2 separate regions of the Homo sapiens genome follow, and region 2 is linked to region 1. A link is an interaction called in ENCODE POLR2A ChIA-PET data of the cell type or tissue named here. Cell type or tissue: K562. All regions are shown on one strand. Region 1 holds the start of SRGN (serglycin). Region 2 overlaps TSPAN15 (tetraspanin 15).

Region 1 (5,000 bases):
GTTTGTCTTTTAAAATTGTGGAAAACATGCATATCGTAGATTGACTTTTAGGGAAAGATGTGGGTCCTATTGGGTTAATGGCGGAATCTTTTGGTAAGATCATGCCCAGCCCTGAGGACTGTTGCCAATGCCTCCCTCACCACGTGTGCCATGTGCTCTTGAGGACATCCTGTCATTGGCTTCCCACACCATCATTACATCTGGAACAAAGGACGCATAAAAAGTGAGTGGCCCAGCGTGGCTCAGCTGGTAAGTGAAGGGCATGGGCTTGGACCCAGGACTTCCAGCTGCTGCAGCATGTGTCCTGCTCCCCTACAGCTTGAAGAGGGCTAAATGAGACTGGAGGACTTCTTAGAAAAAGAGACTTGATTATCAGCGTAGTGGGAGAAGAGCAAATGCTTATGAATACTGCACCTGTGCTTTAAAAGTCACCATGAGCTGGGCGTTGTGGCTTACGTCTGTAATCCCAGCACTTTGGGAGGCCGAGACAGGTGGATCACTTGAGGTCAGGAGTTCGAGGGCAGCTTGGCCAACATGACAAAAACCCCATCTGTACTAAAAAAAAGAAAAGAAAAGAAAAGAAAAGAAAGAAAGAAAAAAAATTAGTCAAATGCGTTTGCTTGAACCCAGGAGGTGGAGGTACACCCTGGGCGACAGAGAGAGAGAGGTAAAAAACAACAACAACACCATGACCCAGAGAAAGAAAGAAAAAAAATGAAGTTCCCAAATGGAAAAAGCCCCTAAAATTACCATTTTAAAACACAGCCCTAATCAGCTCTGGGGATTTGCAGGAAACTCATCGAAGCTATTGATAGGAACTATTGTTTTGGTGCCAGGGTTTTCAATTGGGAGTTAGATTTAAAAGGACCAAAGATGACATCTGATATTTCAAACAGAAACCGACATTTCTCAGTGGAAAACTTTCCGGGCCAGTGCATTTTGGGGTTGGTTACTGTGCTTGGAGACGCCCCTGAGTTGGAGGACACACTTCTGGCTGATGTGAGGGGCTTCTGAGGAGGGCCAAAATGTACACTCTTTGTGTTCTTGCACCACGGCTATTAGACTGTGAGACTCTGTCCTTAGCAGGAAATGGTAAAGGAATCAGCAGGAAGCCTAAAACAAGGGAAGGGAAACTCCTCCCTCCTATCAAAGGCCAGGCAAGGGCGAGGATGAGAATGGAAAGTGGGGCACGTGCATTAAGCCGTCTGGGGGAGCGGTAGGGATAGACATGTTGAAATGGAGAGTGGTTGAATCTTGAAAGGAAGTAAGGAAAATGTATATGCCACAAGGGCAAGGATGTATGATAGGCTTGTATTTATTGTATAACTTTATTTTATTTTATTTTATTATTTTTAGTTTTTTGAAATAGAGTCTCTCTCTGTCACCCAGGCTGGAGTGCAATGGCACGATCTTGGCTCACTGCAACCTCTGCCTCCCGGGTTCAAGCGATTCTCCTACCCCAGCCTCCCGAGTAGCTGGGACTACAGGCACTCGCCACCACGCCCGGCTAATTTTTTGTATTTTTAGTGGAGACGGGGTTTCACGGTGTTAGCCAGGATGGTCTCGATCTCCTGACCTTGTGATCCACCCACCTCAGCCTCCCAAAGTGCTGGGATTACAGGTGTGGACCACAGCACCTGGCCTTTATTGTATAACTTTAATATGGAGCCTTAGTCCTCCAGAAATCTGCACCATGCCCAGGGAAAATGCTGTTCCTTTATTTACATGAGGCAGAGGTTTGTGTTGTTTGCTGAGGTCCAGCAGCTCACTGTGAGGACAACCTCTCCCTCGTTCCTGATTTCTGGCTTATTCAAGGCCAGAGGACCCAAAACTCGAGTTGAAAATTTTGACTAGGAGAACAGATAAAAATAGAAATGGAATCCATCTTAAGAAATGCTCAATGTGAAGGAGAGGGGAATGCAAAATAGTTTTTCTGTTTTACCACAGTCTTTGTAACTGAAAATCCTATGTTCTTGAGATAGAGAGAGAGCCAATGATCCAATGCAAGAAACTGAGTTTAAGAAGAAACTGTTTGCTGGGCACGGTGGCTCACGCCTGTAATCCCAGCACTTTGGGAGGCTGAGGCAGGCGGATGGCCTGAGGTTGGGAGTTTGAGGCCAGCCTGGCCAACATGGTGACACGTCGTCTCTACTAAAAATACAAAATTAGTCCAGCGCAGTGGTGTACGCCTGTAATCCCAGCTACTCAGGAGGCTGAGGCAGGAGAATTGCTTGAACCCTGGAGATGGAGGTTGCAGTGAGCTGAGATCGCGCCACTGCTCTCCAGCCTGGGTGACAGAGTGAGACTCCATCTCAAAAAAAAAAAAAAAAAAAAAAAAAAGAAGAAAAAGAAGAAGAAGAAACTGTTCATCTGAAATCCGACAACTCATTCTTGAAGGTTAGAGCTCAGCTTTGAAGTTTCACTTCACGAGCTTGGCTCAGTGAGGTATGTTACTCCCCGGTGAAAAAGAAAATGAAGAGAATGTTTTATGTTGAAAGTGCTTGGTGACGAAAAGGCAGCACCTAGATCCCTTATCTCATAAAAAATGCAGCAGATTCTTAATATTAGCAATCTAGTGTTTAGATTGTTACCTGAAGAAAGGAAAAACAAACTGTCCCAAATGCTGATTCTACTGTTTCGGTGGGAAAAAAAAATGTCTTGCAGGCAAGTGGCAAACAACAAAACTTTTGAAAAAGCAGGCCTGGGGGGAGTCCAGTACAGTTTCATAATGGGTATGAATAGTTATTTTACTGTGTTCCCCCCACCCCCTTTCTTTCTGGGTTTTGATGTGGATGTCTTTCTATTTGTTCAGGAAATTGTGACGTGTGTTCTGGGCAGGGTTTGAGGTTTTGGAACATTTTCTAAAAGGGACAGAGAGCACCCTGCTACATTTCCTAATCAAGAAGTTGGCGTGCAGCTGGGAGAGCTAGACTAAGTTGGTCATGATGCAGAAGCTACTCAAATGCAGTCGGCTTGTCCTGGCTCTTGCCCTCATCCTGGTTCTGGAATCCTCAGTTCAAGGTAAGACTCAGGAGTCTTGTTCCCCAGCCATCTTCTCTGTAAGCCCTGTGGTCCATGCAAGTCATTATATTCATTTTAAGGCATAGAATGTATAATATTGTGAGAAAGGAGGCAAAGAAGAAGGATTTGGGGTCGCTGAACCCTTTAATATGAGTTCTGTTAAGTTTGGTACCAAGAAAAATTAAACTCTGTGGCGTGTGCAGTCTTGTAAACTCTTACAATGATTGAAATGTGCTATTTTGGGATGAAAATGTGAGGTTTATAAATTTTAAAAGCTCAAAAAAGGAATCTAGAAAATGACTCCTGTGCCTGTTGCATGGAGGAGATGGCACCTTTGACTGTTGGGGGGTGTCTGCCTACCCCTAAGTGTCTACATCAGCCCCAAGTTTTAGTGCGCTGTGACGGTGTCATTGTTATTTTAACACTGGGAGACGTTATATTCCAATTGGGGTGAATCTGACTGTGTGTATTTTCTTTTCTTTTTTTTTTTTTTAAAGATAAACTTGGTTCTTACTGAAAACTCAATTATGGTTAGACATAGTTCATGTAAAACCTCTCAGATTTTAAAGAGAAGGCCAAATAATTTGGTATTTGTGCTCTTGCTCAGAGAAGCATCATATTCGGAAATATCTTCCTAGGTTTATCTACCATTTAGTGTTGTTTAGTCAGACTGAAACAACTTAAAACCTGTAATGACTAAGACAATGAAAATGATAGGCTTGTAAGAAAAATACAATTTGTTATTCTTTGGCAAATAAGGAATCATGTCTAAATAAGACGGAGGTCATGGCTTGATAGAGAGATGGCTGAACCTATAGTAGAAAAACACTAGGTTCCGCCAAATGGTAAGGGAAATGTTGAGTCACAATGACACACATGTCCTAGATTTGTTTCGTCAAAGCGACTTTTGGTTGTCATGATCTTACTTCCGGTGGAGATGAAATCTTACAGATGATCGCAGAGACATTCATTTTATGTTGGAAATTTATAAAATCATTTTCTTCTAGTTATGCTAATGCTGAAAAAAGAGCAAGTAATGTTTCTGGAACGTTATTAATTTATGTATTTTTAAAATATAAAACATTGTCAATTGTAGGGAACAGGCTTCACTGGGATCTTTTAGGGAATATCTTCAGCTTGATGAAATAATTCCCGAATAGCCAAGTGGTCTGACAAGATCGAGAGTAATGAGGCCCATACTTTAGTACAGTCTTGAATGGCCAGATGGTGCTGGGCATACCCCAACCAGAGATATGTAAGTCTTTATGTTGTCAAAATTTCCCAGAAACATGAATTTCCCACTAAGATTCATTAAGGAAAACTAGAATGAAAACAAAAACGTTCCTTGTATAATATTCATTAGAAAGAAATGAAGAAGGCCGGGCATGGTGGCTCACGCCTGTAATCCCAGCACTTTGAGAGGCCAAGGTAGGCAGATCATGAGGTCAGGAGTTTGAGACCAGCCTGGCCAACATAGTGAAATCCCGTCTCTACCAAAAATACAAAAAAATTAGCCGGGCATGGTGGCACACACCTGTCATCCCAGCTACTCAGGAGGCTGAGGCAGGAGAATTGCTTGAACCTGGGAGGTGGAGGTTGCAGTGAGCTGAGATTGCACCACTGTACTACAGCCTAGGTGACAGTGCAAGACTCTGTCAGAAAGAAAGAAAGAGAGAGAGAGAGAAAGAAAGGAAAGAAAGAAAGAGAAGGAAAGAAAATAATTCATCATGAAATTGTATAGAATACTAGCATTTATGTCATGACCTCGTAGGTTTAGCTCTTTGTTAGAAAAGGAAACCATAGAAAGAGACAAGGGAGAAACTGACAAACTAGGGTGTTTCCGAAAAAAGGCTCTCAGTATCGGGCTCAAGGGCTTGTGCCCACATCTGAGCATGCAGGGAAATAGATGTCCCCCACTGGCTGCACATGTGAGTGACTGCGGCACAAGGCTGTGATGTGAAGAGTCGTGACACCATTTC
Region 2 (5,000 bases), 380 kb after region 1:
TGTGCAGCTCGTAAGTGGCCCAGCGCCTGCAGCTGGCCTGGGCTCTTTGCTGGGTCGCATCAGCGCCAGCCCTCTGGGAGCCCGTTCCTGACCTTTACCTCCTTTCCCGGCTGCCACTTTCTGCACAGGGTTTCATGGTCATGTTGGCTTGTCGCATGCATCTTCTCTTGTCCTGATTTTCTTAAAGCAGAGGAGAAAAGGATTTAAGGTGACAAGAGACCCTCCTTCTCCCTTCCCCCAGGCCTCTTCCCCATGCAGTGAGGGGCATGTTCTAAAGCCCTCGGCACCCTGTTTCCTAATAGGTGCACTTGGATGTGTAATAGGTAGGTTCCCATTACAGCCTGTATTTAGCTCCAAGTAGCAGTTAGTGAAACATCTGGTTTGGGCATTAATTCCAGGCCAGAACAGGCCACCAGACCCAGGCCTCTGGTGAGCTGACCCTTGCCTGGGGCCACTGAGACTTTCCTGATGGCACTGAATCTGGTCTGAAGCTTTAGGCAAAGGAAGACGCAAACCTGTAGTAAACAAACCTCTTCCTTTAGCCAGGTGTGGTGGCATGTGCCTGCAGTCCCAGCTACTTGGGAGGCTGAGGCAGGAGGATCGCTTGAGCCCAAGAGGTTGAGGCTGCAGTGAGCTATGATCACACCACTGTAGTCCAGCCTGGGCAATAGGGTGAGACCTTGTCTCCTCTAAACAAAACAAAACAAAACAACACACACACACACACACACACACACACACACACACACCTCTTCTTGGAAAACAGAACTTGGTTGCTGTAGAAAAGGTGAAAGAATGTTCTTGGATATAGTTATAGCCACAACACCATTATCATGCCTAAGAAAATACTAAGTTTATGCAAAAACATATCTAATTGTCCCTAAAACATCTCTCATAGTGTCTTTAAAAAAATCAGGACCCAGCATCACAGTTTATACATTGCGTTGGGTTTCTTTTTCATAAAAAATGTCCCAGTGCATCTGAAACTTGAGGGGTGACCTCTGAGGCCCTGAATGTTATAGCATCTGGGGTCCTGATGGGGACTGTCGTGTGTTACTTGCCTACGTTGTACCTGATCCAAGACCTACCGGGGCCAGCTGGTTCCTTTTGTTGTTTAAGGGAAATTCAGAAAGCCAATTAGGAAAGGCTTGCCTGGAAAACTGTCCCCACCCATGAGACTCCAGCCCCCGCCCCCCTCCCCCACGTTCTCATTAGGAGAGCTGATCGGTGTCTGGAAGCCAGACCCAAGACTCCCTGAGTCCCCACCCTTAATCACCAGGTGCACACACTGGGCCCTGTGTCAGGCACTGGGGAAAGATGCTCTAAAGAACTGAAAGACCCCCAGCTGGCTGCCCACAGCCTGCCTGGGGAGACCCGGTGTGCCCTGGTGTGGCCGGGTCATGGCTCTTGGCAAGTCAGTGCACTGATGTGTAGGGCAGTGGCTCTTTGTTCCTTGGTTCTGATGCTTGGGGTAGGCTGGGGTAGGGCCGAGAGAGCTCCCTTCTCTCATACCAGATGGGGAGCATTATCAGGTGGCTGGAGTATCCCCTAATCAATACTTTCTGTATCAAGCTGCGATAGAGGAAATGGACTTTTTTTTTTTTTTGAAAAAGTTAAACGCACAGAAAAATGGAAGGAGGAATTCAAAGAACATCTGCCTGCTTCTGAGTTATCAGTTGTGAACATCTTGTCTTAAGAGCTCTCTCTAAATACACCACTTCTTTTTTTGCCAACCCAGCTACAAGGAGGCTGCAGTCGTTGTGACCCCACTCCTCTAAATACCCCAGCATTCGCCTTCCCAGAAAGGGCATTCTTCCTCACACCACTGCTGTCCATCTGATTAAAAAAAAAAAATCACCATGAAATCAAACTTTTCAGTCCTATATACAGGCCACATTTCTTATGACATTCCTGTGTTGTAAGAAATATGTTTGTTCTTTGTCCCCAGTTCCTGGCACAGAGCTCTTAAAACCCTTGGAATTTCCTGATAGGAATGCTTTTTGTTATTAATAATGAGCCCGTTTAGTCACACCTGAGTTTACGCTGATGCGATGACTTAGGGTAAGGCCCTAGACGGCCTTAGGATGGGGCGAATCACCAGAAACACCAAATAATTAGAGGGCTGGACAGAAAGGGTGAGGGTGGGGGTGGGGGTTGGGGCTTGGAGATTGAGCTCTATGTAAAACTTTTTTTTTTTTTCCAGCTCTCAACCAGTAGAAGAGAAAAACTCTTGAACAATGAGATTTGATGAGCTTCTGGGTTTGGGAACTCACTGAGGTGTTAAGGGGTGAGCGTGGGCTCAGAGAGGGCCTGGGAGCTCCCTCCCCACCTTGCCCAGTGCATCTCCTCCCTCTGGCTGTTCCTGAGTTGTATTCTTTGTAATACACTGGTTAATATAAGTAACCCTGAGTTCTGTGAGCCATTCGCGCAAATTATCAAACTTGGAGAAGGGGTTGTGGGAACCCCTGACTTATAGCCAGACTTTGAGTCCTGGACTTGTGATTGGCATCTGAAGGTCAGGCAATCTTGTAGGCTCTTTTGAGACAGAGTCTTACTCTGTCACCCAGGTTGGCCGGAGTGCAGTGGCTTGATCTTGGCTCACTGCAACCTCTACCTCCCAGGCTCAAGCAAACCTCCACCTCCCAGGCTCAAGAAATCCTCCCACCTTAGCCTCCCACGTATTAGGTTGGTGCAAAAGTAATTGCAGTTTTTGCCATTACTTTTAATAATAATATTTTTTTAAATAGCTGGGACAACAGGTGGACACCACCACGTCCAGCTAATTTTTGCATTTTTTTGTAGAGATGAGATTTTGCCATGTTGCCTAGGCTGGTCTCAAACTCCTGGGCTCAAGCAATCTGTCCACTTTGGCCTCCCAGAGTGCTAGGATTACAAGCATAAGCCACCATGCCCAGCCTAATCTCGTGGGCTTGAGCACATTAACCTGTGGGATCTGATGCTAACTCCAGGTAAATGTGTCAGAGTTGAATTAAATTGTACGACACCCAGCTGGTCTCTCAAGAGAATCAAAGAACTGTCTGATGGTATTGGAAAGCACCTCATTCCCCAAATGTTCTTTGTGGTGATATTTTACCCAATTCAGGATCCACCCAAGGTTTGTACATTACTTCTGGCTCTATGTCTCTTTAATCTCCCCCAGGCTAGACTATCCTTACTTCTTTTGAGTCCTTTGAAGCCTCCAGGCCACTTGATCTGTAGGATGTCTGAGTTGCTTCATAGCTTCACAGCTTCCTCATGATTAGGTTCAGGCCACACATTTCCTGCAGGAGCATTTCACAGGGTGTGCAGCGGGAGGTATGGAATATCACATTAGGGGGTGTGTGCTATCTGGCCACACCATGGTTGGCCAGGCTGAACTTGACCAGTCCTCTCCATTGCAAAGGCACCTTTCCCCATGATGATGAACACATAGGCTGATGTGAAACACCCTGGTGAAAGAACTTTTAAAAGTTAATCTGAATGTGAGACTCCCCTGCTTAAATTATTTCAATTATTTCCCTATTCCAGCCTCAAAATACACTGCCTGCTTCTAGACACCTTCACATGCCCACTGTGGTCCAGGCCACTGTCACCTCACATTGGTCACCACAGTAGCTCCCTGACCAGCCCCTCCCACCTGCATCTCCCAGTCTCTTGGCATAGCAGTCCAAGCAACTCTTTTAAAGATCACAGCCAGGCATGGTGGCAAGTGCTACTTGGGAGGCTAAGGCAGGAGGATTGCTCAAGCCCAGGAGTCCGAGACCAGCCTGGGCAACATAGCAAGACCCCATCTCAATTATTTAAAATAAAAAAAGATCACAGTTGGAACAGAGCACTTCTCTGCAAACTTTCAGTGCCTCCCATCCACTCAGAGCAAAAGTCAAGTCTTCTCAGTGGCCTCAGAGTCCCCTCCTGATCAGCCCACTGCCTCATCTCCTACATGCTCCCTCTCCAGCAGCCCCGTCCCCCTTGCTGTTTCTTGAAAACACAGGCACATCCCAAGGCCATGGTGCCTGCTTGGATGCTTATTCATGTATCCGTGTGGCTTGGTCCCTCCTCTACTCCAAGTCTTTGCTCACATGTCACCCTCCCTGGCCACACTGACGGCCCCTTTCCCCAGCTTCCCTAGCCTTCCTCCCCGTTTTATTTTTCTTAGTAGCACTTATAACCATAGCACAGTATATGTTTTTCTTACTTATTTGCCTCTGCGCAAGTAGAATGTGAGCTCCACCAAAGCTGGGATTTTTGTGGTTTTCTTTCATTGCTCTCGTTGCACACCCAGTTCTTAAAATAGTAGCTCCCAAAGTGGGTCTAGGGACCTCTGGGTTCCCCTTTCAGGGGCTCTTGTATCTAGAACCACTTTCATAGTAATAGTAAGACTCCCACTGCCACTCTCTTGGGAGCATGTGATGGAGTATTCCAGAGGCACCTGAACACTCGATGTGGCAGTGGAGCCAATGAGGAGCAGATCTGAGAATCCAGCTGCTTTCTTGGCAGCCAGACGTTAACATTTACAAACATGCAGAGCCCACGCCACTCTGCCCACTCAGTTTTTGTGTCTTTTGGGGGAATTTTTTAAATGAAAAATGCTATTTAACATATAAATCAATCTTTCTTTCTTTCTTTCTCTCTCACTCTCCCCTTCTCCCCACCTTCTCTCCCTCCCCTCTTCCCTCCCCTCCCCTCCCCTTCTCTTTCGACTCTGGTACCCAGGCTGGAGTGCAGTATTGCAATCTCGGCTCACTGCAGTCTTGATCTGAGCTCAGGCCATCCTCCCACCTCAGCCTCCCAAGTAGCTGGGATCACAGAGCCGTGCCACCACACCTGGCTAATTCTTCTTACTTTTTGTAGGGATGAGGGCTCCCTGTGTTGCCCAGGTTGGTCTCAAACTTCTGGACTCAAGTGAACCTTCAACTTCCACTTCCCAAAGTGCTGGGATTACAGGCATGAACCACTGCTCCCAGCTATCTCTTGTTATTTCTAAATGGGCTAATAAATAT

Evidence for each region. ChIA-PET counts read pairs that join two places held together with the same protein. Peaks named below come from ENCODE experiments on the same cell type or tissue, not always from the same donor. Only the 100,000 strongest peaks of a DNase experiment are listed, where the experiment ranks them.
Region 2: POLR2A ChIA-PET joins it to region 1 with 6 read pairs; 2 of 35 experiments call an interaction of 5 or more read pairs at or near these places.

Annotation. Positions count from the first base shown.
Region 1 is chr10:69,085,216-69,090,215 of GRCh38, forward strand. SRGN (serglycin) reads left to right here and starts at 2,888. Exons shown (of 3, transcript NM_002727.4): 1 at 2,888-3,021. The coding sequence starts at 2,943. RefSeq lists enhancers at 1,202-1,371, 3,019-4,218 and a silencer at 4,917-5,000. In K562, a CTCF peak has its summit at 3,841; DNase peaks (open chromatin) are centred at 1,146, 2,806, 3,386, 3,876 and 1 weaker place; H3K4me3 peaks cover 2,113 bases.
Region 2 is chr10:69,466,927-69,471,926 of GRCh38, forward strand. The region is part of intron 1 of TSPAN15 (tetraspanin 15); the gene reads left to right. Among named protein-coding and RNA genes, the nearest start is that of TSPAN15, 18 kb to the left of the region's middle. In K562, no CTCF peak of the experiment used is centred here; no DNase peak of the experiment used is centred here; H3K27me3 peaks cover 1,431 bases.